Linked DNA regions of Homo sapiens: region 2 is linked to region 1. A link is a contact called in ENCODE Hi-C or POLR2A ChIA-PET data. All regions are on one chromosome and are shown on one strand. Each heading gives the region's core, a stretch centred on a gene start or an enhancer-like site at or near the end of the contact. The rest is flanking DNA. Distances are from core to core; before and after follow the strand shown. Region 1 holds the start of RETSAT (retinol saturase). Region 2 overlaps POLR1A (RNA polymerase I subunit A).

Region 1 (3,326 bases), core at 827-3,326:
GCCTGTTGACAAAATTTAAGCAGCTGTGAATTTATTCTGAATGAACAACTTGCCTCAGCCAAATGCTTACCTCTTACTACCCAAGCCACAGGATGGCCAAAAGGGGACCACACAGGGGACTGTGAGCTGGATTCTGTGTCCAAAAGGCAGCAGCACCACTAGAAGGGATGGGGTCTGTTTCTGACAATGGAGTTACTGGGACCTGGGCCAGCTTATCAAAGGCGTGAGGCTAAAGGTGTCACCTTGGTGGGTGGTCTTAGCTGAAGTGCTCAGGCTTTGTTTAGGCCTCACACACAGGCTGGGTCAGGGGCTTATAATACTAGACCTGGTTCCAACAATGGTAGAAATTCAAAATGCAACACGATGTTCTAACCTTTCTCAGTTATCAGCAATACTGTGCATGTGGCAGCTGGCTAGCCAGTTTGGGCAATTCTAAGTCTTTCATCTGACATTGCTTCCCTCAGGAAAAGGGCTGGACAAGGCTCATACCTCATCACAGGGGAATTGGACATCCGGAATGTCTGTCACATCAAAAATTGCATCCTAAGTGGGCAGATGGCCCACACACAACTGACAATCATAGTTCACAACTTTGGGTGACTAAGGAAGGAGGGTAGCCTCTCTATGAGGTCAGCCCTCCAGGATGCCATAAAAACTGGCTGCTGGTGTCAGGATGCTTTGATTATTAACACTGAGAGGAAGAATACCTCCTGGCTCTTGGGCTTGACATGTGGCTCACTGTAATCCGGGGGACAGGGCAATGCCCCCTTAGTCCTGGCACCCCAGGAACTAAACTGCTCTCACTGTGGCCTCTGGGGCCTCAACATCTGCCTCCCCTTTCCTTTTCCTCCATCATGGCCTCCATGACAGCCTATGACAAAACACACATTGGCCAGCCTTGGCAAGGTGACAGGCGGGTATGGTAATAGCAATCTCAGGAGGGCTCTTCTGTTGCTGTGTAGAAAATGAACCAAGTAGCATAGAATCGTGACCAGCTTTCCACACCTGGCTGGAGCACTCCTGGGGCCTTCAGTAGGGACAGTTACTATCTGTAGCAGAGAAGAAAAGAGCAACAATTCCATTAAACAAGGAAGTACTCAAAGGCAAATTCCTGATAGTTGGACCTAAGGAAACGGCCTTCCTGTAAAAATGGATCCTTCTCCAATCAAGTATTCATTATGCACCCTCTTTAGGCAAGGAGGGGGTATGATTCTTCAACTGCTTGCTGGAGGTTAGATTCTCTGCATAGGAATTTAAATTAGATGGGCCCTTAGCTGATCCTTTCACCATGCTTGTCCATGGGCGGCTCCCCGTCCCCCAGGTTCCCCACGGATGGGGTGTCATTAGGGACCCGCCATAGAGGACTCCGTCCCAGGCGGGCCCCCAGGACAAAACTATGGGCCACTTTGAGGGGCACAGAGACAGACGCTCACCGGTTGTGATGCGCAGGTAACAGAGAGCTCAATTCATCATGACAACCAGTCAGACAGGGGCTGTGAGCAGCCTTTGGACAGAACTTTCGCATAGCCTGGAGGCGTAAGACGAGGAAAGCAATTTAACACCTCAAGGCAGCGAGTCCAGGGCAGAGCCAGGACCAGAACTCAGGACTCCTGTCTCCCAGTCGGGATTCTCTTTCAGTCTTACAACTCTCGGCCTTGTCTCGCCCCATAGTGATAATTTCCACCGGATCACATTCTCCCTCCCTCCTCAGGCCGGCTGCTAGCTCCGCACAGGCACCAACCACTCCCCTTGGCAAGTGTTAACGCGTTCTCACCGTTAAAAGAGCTTTCCAAACTTGGGGGTCCCGCCGCCTCGGCTAGGCCTCATCTGCTCATGCGCACAGCCGCTTCCGTGCCGGCTCCCCTGGCCCCGAGAACTACATTTCCCAGTAGGCAATGGAAACCCAAAAGAAGTACGGAGAGCCGGGAGGGTCAATCATCACCTGAGAGTTGGCTCTTCGCTGGCTGGCTGGTTAATCAGTGCTCAAAGCTGCCTCCGCCTCCTGACTGGAGAGCGAACTAGCCCGGGCGGAGCCACAGTCCTAGAGGCTGAGCGCAGTCGGAGCTGTCCCATTTACCCGACCCGACGCCGGCGTGATGTGGCTTCCGCTGGTGCTGCTCCTGGCTGTGCTGCTGCTGGCCGTCCTCTGCAAAGTTTACTTGGGACTATTCTCTGGCAGCTCCCCGAATCCTTTCTCCGAAGATGTCAAACGGCCCCCAGCGCCCCTGGTAACTGACAAGGAGGCCAGGAAGAAGGTTCTCAAACAAGGTAGCAGGAGGGACCCTGGGGTCCGGGGCTGCACTCGAGGCTTTCTCACAGATTTGGGTTCTCATTTTGCCAAGGCAGCCGCTACCAGACGTGGGCCTTAGTTTCCCCATATGTAAAGTACTAGGAGGGCTTCCTTGCACGTGGAGGAGCCCCGCTTTAGTGTGCAACACTGTCGATAGCCTTTGCCCTAGTAGGCCCCGGGAATAGTAGTCCCAAGGGTGTGGTCATTGTCCTTGGTTTGCAAGGTGTTGGCACCCGCCCTGCCACTTGTAATCCCCGTGGCTCGTGGAACTGATAATCCCCGTGACTCATTCCTCCACTTGGTTCCAGGACCTTAACTTTTTCACCTACCCTCCCATGCGAGCTCAGGGGTGTGGGGGAGCAGCACAGAAATGCGTAGGAAATTGCGTTTTGCCCGTCCGGTGATTTAACAGGCTTTGCATGGTCCCAAATCGTAAGGATTGAACCCTAGTTCTGAAACATTGGCAGAGGTTCAACAAGGCGCCTCAGGCTCAGAGCCTGCTCTCCACTCTCATCTTTAAAACATATTTTGTGGTTGCTTCTAGAGTTTAAAGAGTTCTGCTGCTTTAAAAAATAATGGATCACCTGTTTGATCTACGGAGTCCCTCTCACTTGTAAATTTTAGAATTCTCCGTGTCATATCTTGCTACACAATCGGAGACAGTACTGTTCTAAGTGGAAGGACTAATCATCTGGACTTCTGAGAACTGAGTTTTAGCTTGGACTCTGTCACTAATTTGCTGCATAACCATTAGCACCTACCTGGGCTGGTCTAAAAATGAGATGACTAGCTTAACTGCTTTTCAAACCGGATTGTGATCTATTAGTGGGCTATGAAATCAATTTAGTGAGTTGCAACTGGCATTATTTATTTATTTATTGAAACAGAGTCTCGCTCTATTGTCCATGCTAGAGTGCAGTGGCGCGATCTCCGCTCACCGCAACTTCCGCCTCCTGGGTTCAAGTGATTATCCTGCCTCAGCCTCCCGAGTAGTGGGCATGCCCAGCTAATTTTTGTATTTTTAGTAGAGACAGGG
Region 2 (3,381 bases), core at 444-2,943, 680 kb before region 1:
CCCTCCAGGGAGGAAACTGACAGGGGAGTCCCTTACTGTTGCACACGAGGCCAGAGCTGGGATTCTCTGATCTAGCATATTATCCCTGTGAGATCCCCAGGCCTCTCTCAGATTCCAAAAGAACTCTGACATCATTAGGAGAAGCTGCACCCAAACAGAAGGTCTGGTTGCCACTCATGATTGGATGTGCCCTTATTCTGTGACAGGTTGCGGGAGATTCTCATGGTGGCCAGCGCCAACATCAAGACACCCATGATGAGCGTGCCCGTGCTCAACACCAAGAAAGCCCTGAAGAGAGTGAAAAGCCTGAAGAAGCAACTCACCAGGGTGTGCTTGGGGGAGGTAACGTCTCTCCTTCCCAGGTTGCAGACGGGGTGAAGGCATGTTCCTATATCCTCCCCATGTGTGAAGAACAGGCTTTGCTTACTGCTCTGACCCTAGGCTCAGATTCCCACCAATGAGAGATAAGCTGTCTCTGCCAGGTGCTGAGCAGAGATGGATCAGGAAGCTTTTAAGAGAGTCATTAGTTCCACAGCATCCTCCTGTGCCTGAAAAATAAACCATTTCCTGAGTTTGCCTACCCGCTCTGCTGAGGCCACTCCTAGGAGGTTCAGGCCACTCTCTGGAGGTGACTGCAGGCTGTGGGCCCCCCAGCAGATCCACACCAGTATAGCTCACCAGGGTTTCTTTGGGGTTTGGCCTGTGGTCTCAGCTGCTATCTCTGTAAACCCTTGGGTCTCGTAACCCACTCACATTGCGCAGTCACCTAGGACCTGAACAAGTCAAGTTCTCTCTGTCCGTCTGGTTCCAGGTGTTGCAGAAAATTGACGTCCAGGAGTCCTTCTGTATGGAAGAAAAACAGAACAAATTCCAGGTGTACCAGCTGCGGTTTCAGTTCCTGCCACATGCATATTACCAGCAGGAGAAGTGCCTGAGACCCGAGGACATCCTGCGCTTCATGGAAACAAGGTCAGGGCTCAGGCTGTGATTGTCATTGACCTTGACCCAGAGAATGCGCTTGAACTGGGGCAGGAAGCACCTAGCCACAAGGCTCCTAGAGATTGAGTGCCTTTGCCCAAATGAGCCCTTCAAGGGAAGTGTTTAGGAAGCAGAGGGCCTTGCAGCCTGATCTGGAAACCTGACCACAGTCTGGCTTGTGGGTATGACTTTCTTAGCCACACGTCACTCCCTGAGCCCATTTCTTCTCTTGGGTTGACGTCAGGATTGTTGTCTTCTGGGGCTTGCAGGCATTAAGACATGGAAATGTGGGTGTGGTAAAGAGAAGGGAGCACCATCAAAGCGGTGCTTCTGTGGTGTCGGAGCAGCACATGCTGTTAATGTTTGCTAGGGTGTTACTGCAGGCAGTATAATGTGGTTCCTGATGCATTTAGATTCTGTGAATAATGAACAATGTGCGGGTGGCACGCTGCTGTTAGATCTCCATTCTATAACCAGGATTGCCTCCAGAGAAATTCGAGTTCCTGTCCCGAGTTCCTGTCCAGTAGGGAAAAGGAACTTTTGTCTCAAGTTCAAGTTACTGTTAGATATTTGAAAAGCAGAGGCCACAATGCTGAGTTCCGGGGAGCAGGAGGATGGGCTTTTTGGGGACTGGGGCAAGACTGGAAGAGCCCACGAAGCATTTTTGACTCACCAGCTAACCCTAGACGGTGAAGTGTGAACACAAAAAGGCTGCATAGCCCAGCAGGTGACAGGCCAGTGAAGCAGGCTTGGAGGCCCCCGGCAGACTGAAGAGTGTGGAACCTGTCTCAAGGGGCACCTGTTACTATGCAGGAATGGAGGCCCGGGGGGCCACATCTTTTGATTTAAAAAGAAAGAAAACAAGCTTCCCACCCCCTACGTTTTTTTCTTTCTTGGGTCACTTGTTTACTTGCCTTTGCTTTTATATAATTGAGGTCTCCTGACTTTTAAACATCAGCAACTAATTCATGTGTTTTTAAAAGCCCAGTAAGGCCCAGATGGTTCTCATCTGTTGCAGGATCTGGCCACAGGCCACTGACCACTGCCTCTAATCTAGACCAGTTCTTGGTCTTCTGGGAGCTGCTCAGATAGAGAAGCAATGACAGAGCAGAAGCAGAAAGCTCCCTGCACTCAGCCATCCCACAAACACATACTGAGCCATGCCCATTCGTCGCTGAGTCACGGGGGCAGGCGTGGGCAACACAGTACGACTTTTCTGCCCTCAGCCCTCTGCCCTCTCACCTTATGGGGCCTGGCCTCGAGCCAGCCCTCTGTGCAGGTGGCATTTGGGATGGTGGGTCTTGGGGTGGAGGAGCTTGGATGTGAACTCAGTCCTTTGGACGGGGGTCACTGGCCAGGTGCTTCCTGCCCCAGTTCACGAGCCCTGGGTGAAGTTGTTGTTGGCTGGGCCTCAGGAGCACCTGCGTTGGTGCCAGCCTGGGCTGAGAACATTCCTTCTGTCGAGTGGTCCTCTGTGCTATCTGGGCACTGGGCAGAGTGGCAGGGGAGTGCTGTGTGCACCCGCCTGCCAGCTCCTTAATTAACAGCGAGGAACATAACTACCAAGTGCAGGGGGCGTTTGTGCTGGCCTGGCAGTGGTTTTCTGGGAAATGGGAATTCAGATTTCATGGCCTCTAGAGAATAACTAAGGGTGGACGGAGTTAGATGTTTTGCCCCAGTTCTGTTCACAGGAGGCCCAGGCCAGCCCAGCAGGTAGGTCGGCATGAGGCTGGCGCCAGCCCATGCTGGGGTTCTTTTTACTTATATTACCTCATGGAATTGAAAATAGGAAATCACTTTTTAAGACTTCTTCCTGATGAGGGACAGCCCTGGCTTGTTCCCAGCCGTGAAGTACTTTTTCAACTCCTCCCTGTGTTTTGCTTGTGAACTTGAAAATCTGTGATAAATAAAGCCATGCGCAGTAGCTTTTGGTGGAGGTGGCCTCAAGGACTCAGCAGAATGGGGCTGAGGGGTTAGGCAGAGCTAAAAGATGGGGCAGTGGATGAGCTGGGTGCGGTCTGGACTCCCTTTGTCAGGCCCCAGGCAGCAGAGCAGCTGTGTTCAGGCCTCTGGCCGCCCACAGGAAATGGGAGGAAGTGTGAGTGCACTTTCAAAAGAGCAGCCAACCCCCAAGAAGCTTTTTCTCCTTCCTTTCTCCCATCCCTCCCCCTTCCTTCCTCTCTGCCACCCTCTTTTTCTTTCTCTTTGCCCCCACCCTCCCTTCTCCCAGCTGTGGAGTCATGAGACCCTTGACAGAGCCTGGAGAAAAACAGCACGAGACAGATGGTTCCCTAGGTAGAGATATACAAGCGTAGAAGGCCCCCCAGATCTCTGCACTGGCACCCATCACATGGGCTGTTTGTGTAAATTGTCTGGCAGGTGGCAGGGGAGATGAAGTGGAAA

The links. A loop is a pair of places that touch in the nucleus more often than their neighbours do. ChIA-PET counts read pairs that join two places held with the same protein, here RNA polymerase II (POLR2A). Pooled maps may share reads with other maps.
Region 2: a map with no recorded cell type shows a loop between it and region 1 (12-fold over the local background). The contact joins the enhancer-like site here to the promoter of RETSAT in region 1. A Hi-C loop is called at or near these places in 1 of 37 single-sample maps with no recorded cell type and 7 of 50 pooled maps. POLR2A ChIA-PET finds 5 or more read pairs at or near these places in 1 of 52 experiments (naive thymus-derived CD4-positive, alpha-beta T cell).

The regions. Positions count from the first base shown.
Region 1 is chr2:85,353,278-85,356,603 of GRCh38, reverse strand. It overlaps RETSAT (retinol saturase), which reads left to right and starts at 2,076. Exons shown (of 11, transcript NM_017750.4): 1 at 2,076-2,268. The coding sequence starts at 2,097. It overlaps ELMOD3 (ELMO domain containing 3), which reads right to left and starts at 1,835. Exons shown (of 14, transcript NM_001135022.2): 1 at 1,775-1,835; 2 at 1,434-1,528; 3 at 1,006-1,049. RefSeq lists enhancers at 1,379-1,438, 1,073-1,572, 1,609-2,008, 1,573-2,074.
Region 2 is chr2:86,036,288-86,039,668 of GRCh38, reverse strand. It overlaps POLR1A (RNA polymerase I subunit A), which reads left to right. Exons shown (of 34, transcript NM_015425.6): 26 at 207-342; 27 at 812-969. Among named protein-coding and RNA genes, the nearest start is that of POLR1A, 68 kb to the left of the region's middle. RefSeq lists an enhancer at 212-342 and a silencer at 2,971-3,020. Within about 2 kb of position 1,693, at least 36 of the 41 ENCODE cell types and tissues checked have a DNase peak (open chromatin) inside an H3K27ac peak, as active enhancers do.